Linked DNA regions of Homo sapiens: region 2 is linked to region 1. The links are chromatin loops, found by intact Hi-C in ENCODE. Cell type or tissue: PC-9. All regions are shown on one strand. Each heading gives the region's core, and the rest is flanking DNA. Links, peaks and the distances in the headings are about the cores only. Region 1 holds the start of LOC105378494 (a long non-coding RNA gene). Region 2 has its middle 7.2 kb from the start of AFAP1L2.

Region 1 (11,219 bases), core at 1,687-9,686:
GAGGGCCACTGGTAAGGGGCCGACTTGCCCTTGCTGCCGTCCTCTTCATCGTAGGACTCGTAGGAGCTGCTCACAGCCTCTCCGTCCTCTGCAAGGAAGACCAGCTCGGTCAGGGCCCCATGGGGCAGGGGACAGTCCTGAAGCAGCATCGCTGGGGAGGGCAGCAGGCAGGAGCAGCAGCAGCCAGACCACAGCCCCCGACTCTCCCTGCCCTCAAAGCAGCCCCACAGCCAGCAGCCAGATCCCAGGGCTGGCTTTCCTGCCCCCAAACCCCTCAGCAAGGCTTCTTGGATGCTGCCTGTGGCCACAAAACACAAATAACTGAAAACCAAAGTCTCTCCCTTTTCTTCCTCAAATCCTGTCACTCCCAACTCCACAGAAACCCTGAGAAGACACTGCCCCACAGACCAACTGTTTGCTCTTGACAAGGCCAGTTCTCCTACTCGGGGCCTCTAATTCCTCAAATGAAAGATGAAAGGCGTGGGGTGGGATGTTGCCAGGTTCTCCCAGGCCTGGCCTCTGGCATTCCAAGGGCTCAGGAGGAAGAGAACGCCATCCGTGCTCCACCTGAGCTGTATGTGAGGCAGGCCTCTGATGGCCGCTGGCCTGGCTGGGCCTGGCTCAGTCCTAGATCTGGGGAAGGGGCTGTGGCTCCTCAGAAATAAAAGTCCAAATAAACCACAGCAGGAAACACTTTCTGGGGAAAGGGGCCACCTTCTTACTCCCAAATACCCTCTCCCAGTCATAGCCCTTCTTCAAACCTCCACTCATACCCTCCACAGACACTGCTTGCTCTCCCTCCCTGCCTAATACCTCCTGGCACAAATGTAGCTCCTTTTACTAGTGTCTAACTTAAACCCTTCCTCTTTTGTTTTGAAAGAATCCTAAAACTCATCAGAGCACAAATCATGCACGATTCTACGCATACCCCAACTGCCTCAGTTTCTAGTTTCTGCCCCCACCACCCTGCAAGAGCTATTCTGTTCCCAAGTCCTACTGCTCTATTCAAGGACAAAACAAAAACCATGTGAAGAAAAATCAATCAGTTCATCTGTCCATCGATTGATTGATCTATCTCTCTCTCTATTCATCCATCCATCTATCCCTGAAAAGCAGGACATGGAGGAAAGGGAACCTCAGGATTTCAGTCCAACCCCTGGCACAGGAATCCTGTCTATCATAACCTTGATGCTCTGCCCAAATTTCCCACGGAGGGCTCACTATCTCCTGATCCCTGGATACTCCCATTCCCGGCAGCCCTGTCAGTTAGGAAATGGACTCAGCATCTATTTCCCTGACTTCCGCATGGCAGTCCTTGTTCTGTCCCCTTGAGTCAGGCTGAATGACACTCTGCCTTCATTCCCATGACACCCTTCAGAAGAGGACCAGCCCATAGACCCGTAAGTCTTGGCAGAAGAATCCAGAAGCCCTTTCTCCTATCTGTATAGCTAGATAAAATGTTGTCGATTTTACTAAGAAGCACGTTTGATTTTACTAAGAAGCACATTTGAAACAGAATATAGAAAAATGGGATGAGGCCTCTGCAATAGTTATTCTAGCAACAGTGCCAGTGAAAATGTGTTTTAATATTTCTAAAAACAACATTTTAAACATTTTAGTATCAATTTTCTTTAAAAGCCATGTGACACTACTTCTCTTAATGGCTTAATATAAAAGTGTATAATTTATACCTATTAAATAAGACTGAAAATAGCAGTATTACCCAGGATGGAACCCTGAACTCTTACGTTATAGGTGACAACGTAAATTAACACAGGCTTCTCAGAAAGCAGTCTGGCAGCCTGTTTCAAGAGCCATAAAAAACACCCATACTCTTTGATCCAATAATCCCAGTCCTGGTATTTTATCCTAGGAAACTAGTTTTTTAAAAAGAGAAGGGGCCAGGCGTGGTGGCTCACACCTGTAATTCTGGCATTCTGGGAGGCCAAGGCAGGTGGATCACTTGAGCTCAGGAGTTCAAGACCAGCCTGGGCAGCATGGCAGAACCCCATCTCTAAAAAAAATACAAAAATTAGCTGGGCATGGTGGTATGCACCTGTAGTCCCAGCTACTTGGGAGGCTGAGGTGGGAGGATGGCTTGAGCCCAGGAGGCGAAGGTTACAATGAACTGAGATCGTGCCACTGGCACTCCAGCCTGCGCAACAGAGTGAGACAGTCTCAAAAAAAAGGGCGGGAGTGGGAAAGAATGTTACATGCATTAGGATATTCATTCAAATGCTGTTTAGCAGTCAGCAGAAGGGGACTGGGTAAGTAAAGCATGATTTTACCCACTTAGTCATGTCCATGCAACTGTAATCATTTAAAACTCTGAAAACTAGTGTGCAGCTGGATAAACTCCCTAAGGTATGATAAGGGAGAAAGCACAGTTAGAACTATACATGCAAACAGATCAGCACTGCAAGCAACATAGAAAAAGCTCAAAATAGTTGATTTGATGGGTAGTAGGATCAGGGTGATTTAAAAATGTTTTTCCTTATTGCCAGTATTGCATTATCTGTATAATAAGCGACATTTAAAAAATGATATACTGTCATTGGGATACTTCCTTCAGTAACAAAAATTAATGGAGGAGGCTACAGAGTTTACTGTGAAGAATTTGGGTAAGTCTCCACTGTTCTGTGCTTCTGGGGTTGCCCCACATGTTTCATGAAGAATTCTAACATCTGCCCATCCTCCTCCATGGGGGTATTAGGAAACTAAGAACGGCAAATCATCAACAGGACTAGGTATGAAAGAAAAAACATTGAGAAAAAAAAGAGGCTGGGCATGGTGGCTCACACCTGTAATCCCAGCAATTTGGGAGGCCAAGGCGGGTGGATCACTTGAGGTCAGGAGTTTGAGACCAGCCTGGCCAACATGGTGAAACCCTGTCTTTTCTAAAAATACAAAAAAAAATTAGCCGGGCATGGTGATGGACGCCTATAATCCCAGCTACTCAGGAGGCTGAGGCAGGAGAATCATTTGAACCAGGAAGTGGAGATTGCGGTGAGCTGAGATCGCGCCACTGCACTCCAGCCTGGCGGCAGGGTGAGACTCTGTCTAAAAAAAAGAAAAAAAAAAGAACAACAAATCATACTCCTGGAGTATCTTGGAGGAAATTTAGAGCAAATATATTAATAATTGTTTTTACCCCTAAAAGGGATCACAGCACACCACAAACATTGCATATTCTTGGCCAGGCATGGTGGCTCATGCCTGTAATTCCAGTACTTTGGAAGGCTGAGGAGGGCAGATCACTTGAGGCCAGGAGTTTCAAACCAGTCTGGCCAATATGACAAAACCCCGTTTCTACTAAAGATACAAAAATTAGCCGGTCATGGTGATGCGTGCCTGTAATCCCAGCTACTTGGGAGGCGGAGACAGGAGAATCCCTTGAACCTGGGAGGTGAAGGTTGCAGTGAGCCAAGATCATGCCACTGCACTTCAGCCTGGGTGACAGAGCCAGACTCTGTCCCAAAAACAAAACAAAACAAAAACAGTATGATATTCTTAAAACAGATACTTGGCTTCTAGGAGGGGCAGGGTGAACAGGAATGAGAGGCAGGATGCTGAGATAATGCCATCCCCATCTGCCATCCCTAGGTAGACTCTACCTCACTGTGTCCTGTGGAACTGAGGGCAGAACAGCCATGCACACTGTGGGTCTTTTAGCCATGTGTTTTGATACCACATGGGTGGGGGGTGGGGGCTGTGGAAAGCCAAGTAGGTTGCTCCTCTGGAAGATCGCACGTGGCATGCAAGTGCAAGACTCATGCACGAGGACAGGAAGAAGACAGTGGCCACCCTCGGGACATGCACACATCTTTGAGAGACAGGCAGCAGGCAAGAATCACTGGCATTCCAGCTCGGGGAGTAAGCAGTACCCAAGGTGATCGTGGCATAAATGACTCCTTCGGGCACCTGCACCCATCTGGGGACTCCAGTGGGGAGAAATCCGCCAGAGTGACCTGCATAACATCCAGGAGCACAGACAGAGGGAAGAGAAGAGAGACAGAATGAAGAGAGGAGCACGCCCAAGTGCAGAGACACAAAGAGAGAGACCCAGATGTGGCAACTCGGCTGCCAGTCCACCAGAGGTTAGTGCTTGCCCATCAGAGGTGTAGGCTGTTGGGTGAGGCCACTGCTAAGCCAAGGACATCATTTCCTAGATCCAGACCCCTTCACATCCAGAGATGACCATGTGACTACTTGTCACCAAGGGACTGTGGGCAGAAGTGATGTGCGTGACTTCCGGCTGGTGCTGTTAAGAAGCAGATAGGGGTTCTCTGCTCTCTCTTTGCAGAGGATTTTGCGTCCCTCGAGGGTGGCCGAGACAAACATGGAAGGAGCCCGGGCACCTAATCTACATGAGGATGAGTAATGCCCCACACTGAAATACCCGAGTGAGAAACAGGTTTGCATTGTGTTACTATAAACAGGAGCTGCTGGGTTATTTGTTACAGCTGCTAGCAGTACCCCAGGGTGAGACACCATCAGTGAAGAACCTGGTATCTCTGGCAAGCAGGGCAGACCCCGATATCCCTAGCACAGGCCAGCAGGGCACTTATTACACATGTGCTCAGAGAGAGGGACATGACCCAGGGGAGCGGTGTGGGGATAGGGCTGATAGAGCAGGTCAAGAATCCAAGCAACTGGCCTTTTGCAAGAAGTCAGCAAATCGCTATGGCCGCCAACTATAGCAAGGGGCTGGGGCCCCACGCCTATTCCTCCAGTCACAACCTGCATGTCACACTGTTTGACCAGGCAGGACCTGAGGTCAGGCCAGCTTGTAAGGCAGGTGAAGGCCTCCCTCTGTGCTGACCATGACTGCTTCTCCCCAAGTCATCCCCAGGCCTCTCCTTGGCAGGACAGGCAGGGCTATGTTCCCTCCCACCTCGCAGCTGGTTTTCCTCCATCTTGGAGCTTTCCTGACCCACTCCACACAGTGAGTTCAAGCTGTCCTTGGGATGACCCCTAGTCCCGGCTACGACCAATATGAACTCACAGTTGAGAGACAAAACCAAGAAGCGCTGGCCTTTCTGACCACTTGTTTGTGTCGAGATGGAGTGTCTGACCCACAAACCGGCCCCCTGGTGCGTCTGGCAGGCAGGCCCCTGCTGGCCCGGCCACACCTGGGAGCAGGGAAGTGCTCACTGCGGTGAGTCACTGTTTCCACCTTCAACGCGCATCCAGACAGCAGCACCGCACCCTCGCCTTTGGTCTGAAATCACAGCCCGACTGGTGAGCTGGCACCACCTCGCATGCTCAGTGGGTCAATGCTAAGTGCTGGCTGCCCACAAAGCCAGCGTCTTAGAATAGACTCAGCCTAAACAGGCGCTCACTTCCCACAGAGTTCCCAGCAGGAGGTGGCAGGTAAGTGTGAAGGAAGGGCAGGGGAATCCCATCCCGCTCCCAGTCACCGGTCCCATCTCATCCCTGGTCCTGTTCTTTTTATTTTTATTTCAATAGTTTTTGGGGTTCAGGTGGATGCATTCTTTAATGATGATTTCTGAGATAGTGCACTGTCATTCGAGTGGTGTACACTGTACCGAATATGTAGTCTTTTATCCCTCACCCCCACTCCCAATCTTCCCCCGCTAGTCCCCAAAGTCCATTATATCACTCATGCCTTTGGGTCTTCATTGCTTAGCTCCCACTTATAAGTGAGAACATAAGATATTTGGTTTTTCATCCTGAGTTACTTCACTTAGAATAATGGCCTCTAGCTCCATCCAAGTTTCTGCAAAAAACATTATTTTATACCTTTTTCTGGCTGAGTAGTATTCTGTGGTGTGTATGTACCACATTTTCTTTATCCCCCTCATTGGTTGATGGCACTTAGGTTGGTTCCATCTCATTCCTGGTCCTGCTCTTTATGGAACCAACAACACCTTCCTCAGCCTAGTTCATTCCCAGCCCCAGGGGCCCTAGCCTTTTATATCTGCTGATTGATTTATGCTTTGAAAGCCCTTTCACCTACAAAGGAAGGAAAGAGAAGGAGGACAGAAGGGGAGGACCACAGTCCAGCTGCCACAGAGACGAGGGTCACAACCACTTCTTTCTGAATCTCAAAGCCTTCCTGTGTGATCAAATCCCCACACCAAGAGCACTTTTGATCCAACTTCCTCAGGCTGAGAGCCATCAGCCAAGGACAGAGGGTGTTAGCATGAGCCCTGCCTACAGAGCCGCTCACACAGTGTCCAGGGCGATCTTTTCAATACCTAAGTGATATAGTTTGGCTGTGTCTCCACCCAAATCTCGTCTTGAATTGTAGCTCCCATAATTCTCACGTGTCATGGGAGGGACCTGGTGGGAGGTAATTGAATCATGGGGGTGAGTCTTTCCCATGCTGTTCTCGTGATAGTGAATAAGTCTCACGAGATCTGACGGTTTTATAAAGGGGAGTTTCCCTGTACACGCTCTCTCTTGCTACTGCCATGTAAGACGTCTTTGCTCTTCGTCTTCCACCATGATTGTGAGGCCTCTCCAACCATGTGGAACTGTGAGTCCATTAAACCTCTTTCCTTTATCAGTTACCTAGTCTCGGGCGTGTCTTTATTAGCAGCATGAGCACAGAGTAATACACTAAGTTAGGTCAGTCCCTAAGTAACCCTCTGGAGGTTTGCAGTCTTTCCTCATTCAGAACTAGGCCAAAGTCATTCCTGTGGCTGGCAGCCCCATCTGCGTCCCCACCTCCTTTCATTCTCCCCTGCTCCTGCCATGCTGGCCTCCTTGTTGTTCCTCAGACACACCCAGAGCTCTCCTGCCTTGACGCTTTTGCAGATACCATGTTCTCTGTCTGGAAAGTTCTTCCTGAATGTATCTGCCTGACTCACTCTCCACTTCATTCAGGAATCTGTTTAAGTCATGCTATCAGAGAAGCCTTCCCTATCTAAAGTAACTCCCCTGTCCTGCAGAAGCCCAGCTCCTGTTCTGTTTTCCATCCTCTCACTTATCACCACCGACACATGCTGTTTATTTGTTGTCTGTTTTCTCTCACGGAATGTCAGTGCTGGGATGACTGGGCTCCTGTCCCTGACACAGCGGGAGCACCATAACTATGAGTCCAGTGAAAGAACATGGAAACTGAGCTCAGACTCAGCCTGACCGCCACTTCCATTGCTGACCAGGGCCTTGGGCCTGTTGGCCAACACTCCTCTCTTCTGTCACCTTTGTGCTGAAATCTCACAACTTGCAGGCAGGAACCACAGAAAACATCAGATGCAGTCAATCTATTTGTTGTGTACCATCCCTCATTCCTCCTTGCAGGACAGCTAGGTCTGCTGTGGGTCTTGGCTCCCCATTCACACTAAAGGCTGAATGCTCTGTGGCCAGTTCTCAATTTGGACCATGCTTTCCTGTCACAGCAGCCCAGACTACCCTCTGTCACCCAGCCCAGGATGAGTGTATCTGTTACCCCCAGGTAAGTCTGCACCAACATCTGTGCAGGAAGCAGTAAGTCACCCTCCCAAGCCCCAGCCGCTGGGATGTACCATTGAGGGATGTGTCATATGGCTCAGCCTCTTCATAGTAGCCCTCTGGAGACTCCGTCTTTGGGATGGCAAGCTGTTTCCGTTCTGGAATCTGTGGTATGAACAAATAAGACAAACGTTTGCAGATATGGTACACTGGGAGCAACTTGGAAATAACTCTTCGGGTGGAAGTCTAGAAGACAAAAATGCCCAGCTGGACTTTAAACTTTAAGCAAGTTGGGAGGGAGAACATGCAGTATCATGAATCCCATCAGTCACAGTCCATAGTGTTTGGTCTGTAGCCACGGAAGGGCTGTGGGCACGTTGTTTAACCTTGCCAAGACTCAGCTTTCTCCCCTGCAAAATGAGGCTCAAGCCCCCTACCACACACACAAAATATCATTATGTACATGATATATCATGCACTTAGCAGTCCAGAGAGTGCCCGGCTGTTGGGATAGCTATTGTGGCTTTTAAATAGAATATATTTTCTAAAAAGACAAGTGCTAATCAATAGCACAGGGAGAAAGAGGACCAGGTTTCTAAATCCTACACTTTTACCATAATATAGTTCAATCACTCATTCAGCAAATATTGGATGACTTCCATGTACTAGCTGAGAGGGACACATCGAAATTTCAGGAGTCAGTCCTAAGAAAAGCTTGAGTAGCTGGTAGATTTTTAACAGCTCCTGGTCAAGTGCATTGTGATATAGTAGTGCTATAATGGACAAGGTCAAAGTTCTGTGAGAACCACAGGAGGGTGTGAGGAATATTTAGGACAAAGGAAGGATGCCCAGGGTATGTGATCTTTGCGCCGAGCCTCAAAGATGACCCTGAGCTTATGTGGGATGAGGTTGAACGTGTGCAATTTGAGAATAAAAAACACCTGCAACTGTGTCAGAAGCACAGAACGTGAAATCATTGTGTTCCTCCCTTATTCCACCTGCATAGTAGGCACTAGACTATGAAGCTATGCTTCAATAAGCTACCTTTATAAACAACCATGGGGGAGAAAAAGAGGTAATTTGTTGCATTACTATTATGACAGACAGGTCGTGAATGTGTAAGCACCCTTGAACATGGGTCTCCAGTGTCTTTTGTTTTGTTTTTCTGACAGAGTCTCATTCTGTCACCCAGGCTGGAGTGCAATGGTGCAATCTCGGCTCACTGCAACCTCTTCCTCCCAGGTTCAAGCAATTCTCTTGCTACAGTTTCCCGAGTAGTTGGGATTACAGGGGTGCACCACCCCCCCCCCCCCCCCGGCTAATTTTTGTATTTTTAGCAGAGATGGGGTTTCATCATGTTGGCCAGGCTGGTCTCAAACTCCTGACCTCAACTGACTGCCCGCCTTGGCCTCCCAAATTGTTGGGATTACAGGCGCAAGCCACCATGCCCGTGGTGTCTTTCTGAATCATGAAACTCCATGGGAATATGCATAATGAGTTCACAACAGAAGTGGCAGAGCTCGAAATGTATTCCCTCCCACTCTTGATTTTGAGAAGTCCTTGTGCTGCGCCCTCCGCGTGAGAGGGAAGGCCTGGGCCTTCAAGGAGGCTCCACGTGAAAGCACAGGCAGGCTGTGAGGTGGGGGAGGTTGTAGGGGGAGATGATGGAAGCAGCAGCCAATGGAAGGACGCTGCAGTGCCCTGAGCTCAGGTGGACCCCTGTGCTTTGGGGGAGAGGGTAATGCTAGGAATCCAGAAACTCCTGCCATGAAAAATGGATTTGGGGGACCCAGGATGGAGGTAGCTCCCCTACTCCTGGCCCAGGAGACAGTGGGAGGACAGGCAGCCTGTGCTTAGCCCCTGTGGGACAGTCCTCAGCCTGGGCTGCAAGAGTATCCCTTCCAGCTTCCCCAGGGTGAGGATACCAGGGTCCCCAGAGCCCAGTCCTGTGTGGTTTGGACTCTACAGTCTGTTTATATAGACCCTGGAGTTCATGTAACTTGATTTCAATCCGGGCTTCAGGACCTCATAGATTTAACCTTGGGTATGTGACAGCCTCTCTGAGCCTTGCTTTCCTTCTTTATAAAATAATAATACTAGGGTTGTTTTGAAAATTCAATGAGACAAAACGTGATAGTGTTTCCACAGGGCCTGGCCCATATTAAATACAAGGAGGCCATTGTTATCACTGTCTGGGGCCCCTCCACAGTCCCAGGGTCTGCAGGTTGCGCAGTGAGGGCAGTTAATGTGACAGGCAGTTAATGTGTTGTCCTGAAAGCTGAGACGAAGAGGATCGACCCTGTCGGGGCATCGCAGAGGGTTGGCTGAGGCCAGGCCACAGCCTGGGTCCAGCACCAGATCTGGTCCTGTACCAACAGAGCTGATATGAGGCACAGGGCAGGCTCAGAACAGCCTTCAGCCCTCCTCTGGCATGTGGCACCCCCTACAAAGAAAGGAATCAAAGAATTTGGTCACTTCATAAGCAAACCCGACACTGTACTGGGCTGACAGACGCACTGCTGAAGGGAGCCAGGTTGCACACCTCTGCCCAGGCTCCTGCCTGGCAGCCAGGCCCTAGCAGACAATGAGCGTGCCATTGGTAACTTCTAGTGTATGGTCCTCCCTCTTTGCCAGCCCCAGCCTGGTACAAGATCTTTGCTCTCTCAGCCTTTCCTGGTCCCCCTGGTCAGCCAGCAGCCTGAGAAAAGGCTGAGACAGTGACAGACTTGCCTGTGGTCCACTAACAACAGGCTCCCTAGGGTCCACAGGGAAAGGGTCCTCTCGCCTCTGTGGCAGTAAGGTCTCCCCAGTGGGTCCCAGGGCTCATCAGCCTGATCTGGCTGGGCCTCCAGCTCCAGCCTCCAAGAAACTCCGTTCCCGTCAGGTGGGTCCCATCTGGAGAAAAGCTCTGGGCACCCGAGATCTGGCCCAAGGTCAGGATTCTCTAGAGTCGAACAGGACAAAGGGAGGAGTGAACCCTTCTGCAGGAGCTCCCCATGGGTCATCATCACCACAGGGTCTGTCCCTGGGGGCCTCCTGTCCTGTCTAGGGTGGAGCCAGGCAGTGTTTTGTGAGTGTCTCCTAAGCTTCTGTTGAGAAGAAAAATAGCTCAGAGAAGTTTGAGCTACGCGAGGTGTGCAAAATGTATCAAGCCCAGGAGTATGGGGCTTCAGGCACCGTTTTCTCCCCTCCCCATTCCTGGGGGCAACTGTTTAAAGGCATTTTACTCCTCACTAGCTGCCTCATCCATTGTCTTCAGGTTCCTGTAATTTATGATACAAAGAACAATGTTTAGCTGATCGATAGCTTACAGTATTTTAATATAAAATATTGGTAAACAACTTAAAAACTGCCTCTTCTTTTTCCTTTGAAAACCCACTTGTAACTGCTGCCAATAGGAACATGGATTCAGGGTAACTTGAATCTGTGCTCTTGGGCTGCAGCCCTGAAATTTTGGTCAGAATAAACTCTCTACTTATATTTATTTTGTCTCCGTTTTTTGCCTGTAGGTTGACACTGCAAAATCTGAAAATGGCTCACTATGCAGAGACAGTGCAGGGCAGGAGTGGAGTCCGATCTCCAGAACCAGGCTTGAATTCTGACACTGGGACATCCTTGCTATGTGACTCCGACCAATTCACTTGACCTCTCTGGACTTGGCATAAGAAGGGGAGAATAGAAATATCTGTCACATGGGGTTGCTGTAAGGATTGAAGTGTGCCTATCACTATTCAATATTCAATACATATTAGTTTTTACTAATCTAAAAAATAAAATGTAAAAATAAGAAAGGGAGAAAA
Region 2 (11,219 bases), core at 2,176-10,175, 91 kb after region 1:
CAGCTAGAAAAGAGCGGAGCAGGCGTTAAACTCGGATCTGTCTGCTTCCAAATGTGTATTTTAATTTTTATTTTTTTAGAGACAAGGTCTTGGTTTGTTGCCTAGGTTGGAGTGCAGTGGCACAATCTTGGTTCACTGCAGCCTCAAACTCGTGGGCTTCACACTGATCATTACAGAAATGCAAATCAAAACTGCAATGAGATACCATACCGTCAGAATGGCTATTATTAAAAAGTCAAAAAATAACAGATGCTGGTGAGGTTGCAGAGAAAATGGAATGCTTATACACTGCTGGTGGAAATGTAAATTAGTTCAACTATTGTGAAAAGTAGTTTGGTGATTTCTTAAAGAACTTAAAACAGAACTACCATTCAACCCAGAAATCCCATTATTGGATATATACCCAAAGGAATATAAATGGTTCTACCATAAAGACATATGCACATGTATGTTTATTGCAGCACTACTCATAATAGCAGAGATATGGAATCAACCTAAATGGTCATCAACAGTAGACTGGATAAACAAAATATGGTGCATATATACCATGGAATACTATGCAGCCATAAAAAAGAACAAGACCATGTCCTTTGCAGCAAGGAAGAATGGAGCTGGGGGTCATTTTCATAAGCAAACTAATGCAAGAACGGATAACCAAATACCACATGTTCTCACTTTTAAGTGGGATCTAAATACTGAGTACACATGGACACACAAAAGGGAACAACAGACACCACAGCCTACTTGAGGGTGGAGGGTGAGAGGAGAGTAGGGATTGAAAAATTACCTATTGAGCACTATGCTTACTACCTGTGTGATTAAATAATCTCCACACCAAACCCCTATGACACACAATTTACCTATATAACAATTTGCACATTTGCCCTGAATCTAAAATAAAAGTTTAAAAAGAAAAAGAAGAATAATCAGAAAATTAAATATTTTTAAAAATATATTTAAGGTAAAACTGGAATGTATTGTGTTAAATGAAATAAAATATTTAGGCCAGGCGTGGTGGCTCATGCCTGTATTTCCCAGCACTTTGGGAGGCCGAGGCGGGCAGATCACCTGAGGTCAGGAGTTCGGGACAGCCTGGCCAACGTGGTGAAACCCAGTCTCTACTAAAAATACAAAAATTAGCCGGGCATGGTGGTGCACACCTGTAATCCCAGCTACCTGGGAGGCTGAGGCATGAGAATTGCTTGAACCCAGGAACTGGAGGTTACAGTGAGCTGAGATCACACCACTGCACTCTAGCCTGAGCAACAGAGCAAGCCTGTCTCAAAAATAAATAAATAAATAAAATCAAAAATTAAAATGAAATAAAATGTTTACAAACAAACCAACAACAATAAAAAAAAACCTCCTGGGCTTCAGTAATCCTCCCGCCTCAGCCTCCCAGGTAGCTAGGACTACAGGCACATACCATGACACTCGCCTAGTTTTGTTGTTGTTGTTGTTAATTTATTATTTATAAAGATGGGGCCTCCAACTCCTAGGCTCAAGTGATCCTTCCACCTCGGCCTCCCATAGCGCTTGGATTATATGTGTGAGTCACTCTGCCAGCCCCAAATATTCACAAAACTTCTTGGCACTCATAGGAAGTGCCAGGCTGTTTGTTACCATCTCATGGGGCACACAGACCAGTGAACAACACAGCACAGTGAGGTAGATGCTCTGATAAGACAGAAACACGAGGGATTCTGGGAACACACAAGAGGACACTGAAGCAGCAACGGCTGCACTGAGTTCCATGAATTTGAAGAGTGCGACGAGCTGGCTGAGTGGGATGAGTTCGAGTTAGTGAGGTGACAGGAAAGGTACAGTGAGTGCAGCTTTCCAGGCAGAAAGGACAGTGGGAACAGAGGCAGGGAGATGAGCCTTTTCAGGGTCAAACAGCTCTGTTGCTGTAGCAGAAAGGGAGAAGCCAGGAATGAAGCAAGTGAGGCTGGAAAGGTGGGTGCAGCACTGTTCCAGGGCCTAGAGTGCTGAGCTGAGGTGATTAGACAGCACTGAAGAGTGTTGGTGCCCCGGGGATCCCCCAGGGGCTGAGAGCAGGGGGAGCACAGGAGGCAGTTGTACCCCCCAGGTGAGAAGCTATGGGGTGGTGGAAAAGCCAATGGGGAAGAGAGGACTGATGGCAGCAACCTTCTGGAAGTTGTGCCTGAGCAGAGTGTGAGGGAGGAGAAGAGCTGAGGCCGACTCTGCAGTTTCCAGCAATTTGAGTGGTTAGGTGAACAGCGTCATGCAGCCCTCAGATGTGGGGCCTGCTGTGTGCCAGGTGTCTCCAGGAACTGCAGAGCATGAGCAGGGCAAACAAGTCCTGCTCTCCTGGGCTGCTTTGGGGGTGGGGATGGAGACAATGAGCAGGAAAAGAGTCACACTCAGAAGTGGCTGCAGGTTGGGGAGTTGAAGGGAGAAAGTGAAAGGCCCATGGTGCTCCCAGGGGAGTTAGAACACTGGGTCTGAGCCCTGGAGCTCAGCCCCTTACATCAGCACCCTGTTCCACGTGGGCCTGCTCAGGAGGGCTCAAGAAATAGAAAAGTCAGAGGCTGTGGCAAGAATGCTGACGTCTCATGGATAAGAGGAGAGGGAACAGCGTTCCGCGGGCCTCCATGCAAGCTGGAACTGGAAAGTGGGGCAGGACGGATGGTGTCTTGCCTTTTTGCCTTCTCTTTCTCCTTCCCTTCCTTTCCTCATATTGCAAATGGCCCGGCCTGGCATCCACCCTCTATTCTACCGGTGTCAAGAGACTATTAGCAATGGGTCCTGGTTTCCTTTCAAATTCTCAGGGCGAATCTGATGGTGTAACTCTTCCTTTTGAAGGAAGCCTCAAGTCTCTGTTCCCAGCCCTGGCTGTCAATTGGGGTCAGCAGGGCCAGGTTACAAGGTCCCACTCAGCAGCCGTTTTGCTTGAGTTGACTCTCCCACCAGGGTGGCTAGGAGCAAATTGAGCTATCTCTGTTTCACAAATGAGGAAGCAAAGAAGTTAGGTGACTCACCCAAAGTCTCAAAGGAATCTCTTTCAAAACTAGGACTCAAAAATGAAGTTTCCTGACTCCAATTTCCTGGACTTTACCATGGCCCTTAGTTCAGGCTTTCGAAGGGCTCCAACTGGACAGTTTCACCCCGGCAAACCCTTTGATAGCCATCTCCCTGAACACTTCCTGTAACCGCAGCACCCTCCCTGCAGGCTGGGGACAGCTCGATATCTCCATTTTGCCTGTCCTCTCTCCCCCTTTCCTCTCTTGCCCCAGCCCCTTTAATTACCTCTTCCCTAAATCCTCTCTAGTTTATTGATGGAGACTTGGCAAATCCCAGAGGCTCTAGACAAAACAAAAATCAATCAGAAATGTATGCAGAGTGAATTTAAAATGGGAATTCACCGCCTTTTCCAAGAACAAAACTGAAGGGAAAAAAATAAAAAACCCCACCACTTAAAACCATCAATAGGAATCTTGGGCCTCTGGAAGCTCAGCACTGTCTCCTCCTCTCCAAAACCTGGGTGCAATTTAACCCCTTGTGGCTTTGCAACGTCCACACAGGGTTCATTCACATTCCGATTCAAATTCATTGGGTTTTTGGCCTCAGGAATCAGACGATCTGGTTCCTAGCTCATGCTCAATCCTCTGGGGGTGCTACCACTGACCCCACCCTGGACCACAGGATCAGAAACGATCCATTCCAATGCAGACAGTCCTCAGAGCAGACTGAGTAACGCTGCCCTGCAATCCAGGTAGCGAGTGTTTCCGCTGAGCTCAGATGGGGTAGGAGGGCTCTAGGCCCCCTGGGTGTGTTGGCTGAAAGTGTCCAGAGGAAGAGAACTGAGCTTCAGGATCACCTACTGTCCTAAACCAATTCTCAGCAGCAGAGATGTTCCTTCAAACACCAGGGGCTTCTCCAGCTGAGACAAGAAGGAGGGGGTACCCACCAGAAGGCAGTTGCTTTACAGACTTTATCCTGTTTAATTCTCACAGTGATCTGGACAGCAGATATTATTTCCCCCCATTTCACAGATGGAGACCTTGAGTAACTTGCCCAAGGCCACAGGTGGGCAGGGCACAAGGCAGTCCCACTGAAGCAGTGTCTCTGACCAGACTTCTCACCCAGGCACTCTTTTGTGATCATGTATTGTCAAAAGCCATTCCTGAAACTATTCTCAGCGTCATGCCTACACATTCTGTATCACAGCCAGCTCAAAAGCCACTCCTCTGAGGATGTCCCCCGACCCAAGAAGCCTGCACCCCCTTCTCAGCACAGCCCCACACTCTGGCTCTTCCAGGCAATCTGCCCCTACTCACAGTGCTCTCGTGTATTGCATTAATCCCCTGCTGTTGTGTTTAATATAGCACCTGGCACATAGTAGGTACTCAGTCATGCCTGTTGAATGAAGAAATGAATGATTGTCCCATTTTTTATCCCTCTTGGGGTTTCTGTGAAAAGGAAAATAAAAACTACAAAATGTCTTTTCTAGTTCAGATTGGTGAAACAGATTATTGCTAAAGGGCACATCAGGTCTGGTTGGGCATGGGGTGGGATAAAGCAGGAGGAAGGCTTCATGGAGGAGGTGGCCTTTGAACAAAGCCTTGAAGGGATGAAATAATTTTTTTTCCTTATTGTGGTAAAATATACATAAAATTTACTATCTTAATAATGTTTAGCGTACAGTTCAGTGACATTAAATACATTTAAATTGTTGTGCAGCTATCACCACTATTCATCTCCAGAACTTTTTCATCACCCCAAACCGAAACTGTACCCCATTAAACAGTAACTCCCCATTCTCCTTCTCCCTAGCCCCTGGAAACTACTATTCTACTTTCTATCTCTATGAATTTGATATTCTCGGCACCTTATATAAGTGGAATTATACAGTATTTGTCCTTTTGTGTCTGTCTTGTTTCACTTAGCATGTCTTCAAGGTTCATCCATGTTGTGGCATATATCAGAATTTCATTCTTTCAGGGATGAATAATATTCCATTGTATGTATATACCACATTTTATTTATCCCTTACTTGTCAATGGACACTTGGGTTGCTCCTACCTTTTGGCTATTTTGAATAATACTGTTATGAACATTAGTGTACAGATATCTATTTGAGTCCTTGCTTTCAGTTCTTTTGGGAATATACCTAGGAGTGGAGTTGCTGAGTCATGTGGTAATTCTATGCTTAACTTTTTGAGGAACCACCAAACTGTTTTCCACAGTGGTTGCACCATTTTACATTCCTACCTGTAATGTACAAGAGTTTCAATTTCTCCACATCCTCACCAACAGTTGTTATTTTCCGTTAAAAAAAAATTATACTCGTCGAGTGGGCTTCATTTGTTTTTCAAGACTCTGAAGTCAATGAGGCCTAAAGTTAACATTTCTTAGATCTGAGTGGTTGGTACATGAGAACTTTTTATATTATGCAATGAGGACCACTGTCTGGGGTCCACTCTTCTCATTGTTTTACATTTGAGGAAACTGAGGCTCAGAATCTCAAAACTGGAAGTGTTCACTGAGGATGATTGAGCCTCTCAGCCAATATGTTTGCAATACTCCAGCATTTTTAGAAACAATAAATGTTTGGCTTAAAGCAAGCAAAGGCTGAGAGGGTGAGGAGAGGAGGAGGGTGCGGAGGCTCTAGGAGGGGGATCTCCTGGGTGTCCCTCTGAGTTCGGCTCTGTGCCAGTCCATAGCCAGTGACTTAATAGAGAAAAGAAAGACACATCAGTTCCCCTCTCCAGACTCACGGTGGCTTCACCTCCACATCTCCGCAGACGTGACCTACATAAGCCAGGTGTTACAGGCCTACAAACCGGGGTGAGTAAGATTACTTTTAGCTACACCTCTAGGAAGTATTCAGCTTACAAAAACACCTCTAGTCTATTCTGGTCAATATTCCTATAAAGATTGAGTTTATCTAAAGGGGTCATTGGTTTTTATAAATTTCCTTATTATATTCCTGTGAAGTAGAGTAAACAAAAGGTGACTTTCTAAGGACCCACATAATTGAAGATCAAAGAGCCCAAGAAAGTCAGTTTTGGAAGTGGCAGATGTAGGGCATCTCTATTCTGACCCTGCTTTCATACAGAGGTTGGTGACTCTGAGAACCAGTGTGCTTGCCCATGTCACGCTGTGGTTCAGGGGCTCATGATCCAGAGCCCGGGCCTCCTTTCTGTGGCCTGAGTGTCCTGGGCCCTCCTTGGTCCCTAGGATGTTTGATGAGCAGGCCTGATGGGTTTCTACTCAATGTGCACAAGGTGTATCCTCCTCTGGAGGCTCTGTGGGCGCTAGCTCAGCCTCACTCTTTCCTCTCCCACTCCAGAAAGCACACTGGATGCTTTTGCAAACTACTCCCCCACCCTCCAGATTCTGATATGTCATCCTTCACCCTCCAGAAGAGATCAAGAATTGACCCTCCCTCATCACCTTTCTTACTTTCCTCCTGAAATCACACACCCAACTCTTAGCTAACCTACTCTTAGCTAACAGGTAGGATTCTCAAATTCTCAACAGGGTTTCTTCTCCAGTTGTCAGGTCTGGAGGAAGCAAAAGGACCAATTCTGCAGTTATCGTCCCATCAAAATCAGAGGTTCTGTCACTCAGTGAACAGACACATCCTCAATTGGTCTTTGTCTCCTACCATTTCCCTCTTGTCTTTATCTCATACTCCCTGGCTCACCTGCAGGCCCTTTGCCTCCCATTTCCTACCATGATTTCTAGCCCATGGGTGTAGACTATTTCAGAGCTGTTTGGAAACTTAGAGTCAATACTGAACCCAACCCTGTGGCCTCACATTCAAGATGCGGGAACCCAGGGAGATGCCAGCCCCAGAGCCCAGACACAGTATCCCAGCAAGGGCTCCTTGTCCCTCTGCTTCTCTTCAGGGCTCTGCTGACCTATCTCACTGGGCAGTCCTAACCCCACATCATCCTGAGTAAGTCTCACAGCTTCGCTGAAATTTGCCTGAGTTGTTCTGGTTCCTGGACATTTGCCAAGGTCTTGATCTTGGATTCACTTCCTTGATGATTTTTTTTTCCTCTTTTTTTTGCTGACTCTTCCTGTGATTGCTAAGATCTTCATTTCTCAGATGAGGCTCAAGCAGAAATGCAGCTGGACCAGAATTGGCAGCTCCACGGATTCCTCAGAGTCCCCAGACCAGGGTAGCTCGGAGAGGAATCATTGCTTCACGCCTGGAAGCACTTCCTTATCAGCAGAGCAATGCCTTCCCCTTCTGGAATGCCCTCCCAGACCCAGCCAAGACTTCCTCTTCCATCAAGGCGCCAAGAACTTCTTGAAAGGATTGAAAAGTTGAAAGGATTCTTGCAATCCTGTGATACTTTTAGTCAAGATTCATTTCTTGCTTGATAACAGAAAATAAAGACCATTTTTCTAGGTCTTCTCTCTCCAAATAGACTACAACTGCATGTGAACAGGAACTCAACAGAGGTGCCTTGGAAGCCAGTCAGGGCTGGCAGACCTCGGGTGGTTGGGTTTATAGATTTGTTGGTTGGCAGACCTGCTGCATGCCTACGGCCGCTCACACTGAGTCATCCACTTCTCTGCAGTGGGTGCTTCCTCCAGCACCTCGCTGCCAGCAAGCTCAGCTCCCCAAGGCCTCTTGAGGCTGCCTGGGCACCTCATCAGACCAGAAAAGCTCAGCTTCTGCATCCTTCTTCATTTAGCATGGCTGAGCTTCTTCCACCTCTCTCACTCCTGGGTTTCAGAACACCACTCTCTCCTGGTTTACATGCCTGGCTGCAACCTCTTCCAGCTCCTCAGATCCTGGGTGAACTCTTTATGGACCCCTTTTCCCATGGTTGGATGGATGGATAAAGTAACATTTTCAGTTATCTTTTTTCTTTTATTTATTTATTATTATTATTATTATTATTATTATTATTATTATACTTTAAGTTTTAGGGTACATGTGCACAATGTGCCAGTTAGTTACATATGTATACATGTGCCATGCTGGTGTGCTGCACCCAGTAACTCGTCATTTAGCATTAGGTATACCTCCTAATGCTATCCCTCCCTCCTCCCCCCACCCCACAACAGTCCCCAGAATGTGATGTTCCCCTTCCTGTGTCCATGTGTTCTCATTGTTCGATTCCCATCTATAAGTGAGAATATGCAGTGTTTGGTTTTTTGTCCTTGTGATAGTTTACTGAGAATGATGATTTCCAATTTCATCCATGTCCCTACAAAGGACATGAACTCATCCTTTTTTATGGCTGCATAGTATTCCATGGTGTATATGTGCCACATTTTCTTAATCCAGTCTATCATTGTTGGACATTTGGGTTGGTTCCAAGTCTTTGCTATTGTGAATAGTGCCGCAATAAACATACGTGTGCATGTGTCTTTATAGCAGCATGATTTACAGTCCTTTGGGTATATACCCAGTAATGGGATGGCTGGGTCAAATGGTATTTCTAGTTCTAGATCCCTGAGGAATCACCACACTGACTTCCACAATGGTTGAACTAGTTTACAGTCCCACCAACAGTGTAAAAGTGTTCCTATTTCTCCACATCCTCTCCAGCACCTGTTGTTTCCTGACTTTTTAATGATTGCCATTCTAACTGGTGTGAGATGGTATCTCATTACATTCCATGCTCATGGGTAGGAAGAATCAATATCGTGAAAATGGCCATACTGCCCAAGGTAATTTATAGATTCAATGCCATCCCCATCAAGCTACCAATGACTTTCTTCACAGAATTGGAAAAAACTACTTTAAAGTTCATATGGAACCAAAAAAGAGCCCGCATCGCAAAGTCAGTCCTAAGCCAAAAGAACAAAGCTGGAGGCATCACGCTACCTGACTTCAAACTATACTACAAGGCTACAGTAACCAAAGCAGCATGGTACTGGTACCAAAACAGAGATATAGATCAATGGAACAGAACAGAGCCCTCAGAAATAACGCCGCATATCTACAACTATCTGCTCTTTGACAAACCTGAGAAAAACAAGCAATGGGGAAAGGATTCCCTATTTAATAAATGGTGCTGGGAAAACTGGCTAGCCATATGTAGAAAGCTGAAACTGGATCCCTTCCTTACACCTTATACAAAAATTAATTCAAGATGGATTAAAGACTTAAACGTTAGACCTAAAACCATAAAAACCCTAGAAGAAAACCTAGGCATTACCATTCAGGACATAGGCATGGGCAAGGACTTCATGTCTAAAACACCAAAAGCAATGGCAACAAAAGCCAAAATTGACAAATGGGATCTAATTAAACTAAAGAGCTTCTGCACAGCAAAAGAAACTACCATCAGAGTGAACAGGCAACCTACAAAATGGGAGAAAATTTTCACAACCTACTCATCTGACAAAGGGCTAATATCCAGAATCTACAATGAACTTAAACAAATTTACAAGAAAAAAACAAACAACCCCATCAAAAAGTGGGCAAAGGATACGAACAGACACTTCTCAAAAGAAGACATTTATGCAGCCAAAAGACACATGAAAAAATGCTCATCATCACTGGCCATCAGAGAAATGCAAATCAGTTATCTTTTTTTCTAAAGCCATGGATCTGGGTAATTGGTGGGAACAGGAGAAGAAACTACTTTAGAGATTGTCCCAATCTTGCAGAAACAAGATTTTATTAGTATCCAAGAAAAAGAGGTGGGTAGTGATGAGGCTCTGGCCAAGCAACCCCGTGGGAGATGGGAGTGAAACAGAAGGCAGTCCGGAGGGTATAGGCACGCATCTTTGTATTCCTGCCACGAGATACCTCTCCAATAGGTCCTGTGTGCTACCTGCAGCTCACCAATCTGCCTACCCTTAGACACACAGCTTGTGTTTCCCTTAAAAGTGCCAATTGAATTCCTACCCCTCATCTTCAAGGTTGGAAACAGGGGTGCTGAGAGATGGCATGGCTTACAAGAGCCAAATGAGCAGGTCATGGCGGAGCTACGGCTGGACTCTGTGGTCCTGATTCCCAGCCGCTGTACTGATTGTGAACCCAGGGTAACTGTGGCCTCCATGATAGGAAATGTTGCTGCACCTGGCCAAGGGCCCTGGTCCTGTTCTCCTGCTCAAAGGCAGCCTTTCTAGGGCCCCAAACACCAACCTCCTCACTGTGAGTACAGTCTAGCACATAGTAAATGGCCACAAGTTATTCATGGAATGAGGGAATGAAGGAGCAAGGCATTCTCAGCAGGAGTGATTGTGCCCCCAAGGGGATGAAAATTGGATCTTGGGGGTGAAAAAAAAATTTCACCTACAGTATATAAACGTACACAGAGTCAGAGAGAGAGAGAGAGAGAGAGAGAGAAAGAGAGACAGAGAGAAAAAATATAAACAGATATAGTTTATCTGCAGCATTAAAATTTCATGGGGGAGCAATTAGGACAAAATGTCTAAGAAGACTCCTGGGGGAGGCAATAATGAAATAATGAAAAAGTGGTTGAGAAACACAGGAATATGGGCTCTGGAGTCCAGGTTAGAATCTCCCCTCCATCTCTTTCTAGCTGGCGGACCTTGGACAAGTTACGTCCACTTTTTACCTCAGTTTCTCCCTCAGTCAAATGGGAATGAAAATTCTACTCACCTCAGAGGCTGTTGTGAGGATTCCGTGAGACAATCCATGGAAAAAGTTTAGCTCAGTGTCTGTGTGTAAGTTCACAACTGATATTAGTTGCAATAATGATTAAGGTGGCTGAAAATGAGGAACTCTTCCCACCATTGTGATAATGTCATAGGAAACAGGACTCCCGTGGCAGATAAAACAGAGCTACCAATTGTTCCAATGGCCATCACCCTACAGGCAAAAGAGTCCTGCTCAGTGCTAAGTATTGGAATTGGATCTCTCATTTCAACCACCCGGCTCCCATCCACCACCCACTCAGCTACCACCCTCCACCTCGCTGAGCAAGGTACCAGGCACTTTGTTGGATAAATTGCATGAAGCCCTTAAGGGACTTACAGCCCCAGAGGGAGACAGGAAACTCTATCCTTTTTCCCTTTTCCTTTTTTTTTGAAGTGGGGTCTCGCTTTGCTACCTAGGCTGGAGTGCAGTGGTGCCGTACAGCTCATTGCAGCCTCAACCTCCTGAACTCAAGTGATCCTCTTGCCTCAGCCTCTTGAGTAGCTGGGACTACAGGTACATGCCACCATGCTCTGTAATTTTGTTCACTTCTTGTAAAGATGAGATCTCACTATGTTGCCCATGCTGGTCTTGAACTCCTGGGCTCAAAGTATCC

The links. A loop is a pair of places that touch in the nucleus more often than their neighbours do. Peaks named below come from ENCODE experiments on the same cell type or tissue, not always from the same donor. Only the 100,000 strongest peaks of a DNase experiment are listed, where the experiment ranks them.
Region 2: a loop joins it to region 1, with 8 times the contacts of the local background. A loop is called at or near these places in 12 of 110 quality-filtered maps.

Annotation. Positions count from the first base shown.
Region 1 is chr10:114,315,678-114,326,896 of GRCh38, forward strand. AFAP1L2 (actin filament associated protein 1 like 2) reads right to left here. Exons shown (of 19, transcript NM_001001936.3): 5 at 7,494-7,584; 6 at 1-88. It overlaps LOC105378494 (a long non-coding RNA gene), which reads left to right and starts at 5,329. Exons shown (of 3, transcript XR_946334.3): 1 at 5,329-5,373; 2 at 7,270-7,423; 3 at 10,929-11,214. RefSeq lists enhancers at 4,345-5,544, 4,955-5,656. In PC-9, for the core only: no CTCF peak of the experiment used is centred there; DNase peaks (open chromatin) are centred at 4,414 and 5,174; H3K4me3 peaks cover 389 bases; H3K27ac peaks cover 3,430 bases.
Region 2 is chr10:114,406,084-114,417,302 of GRCh38, forward strand. No RefSeq gene overlaps it. Among named protein-coding and RNA genes, the nearest start is that of AFAP1L2, 7.2 kb to the left of the region's middle. In PC-9, for the core only: no CTCF peak of the experiment used is centred there; DNase peaks (open chromatin) are centred at 3,048, 7,118 and 7,538; H3K27ac peaks cover 3,599 bases.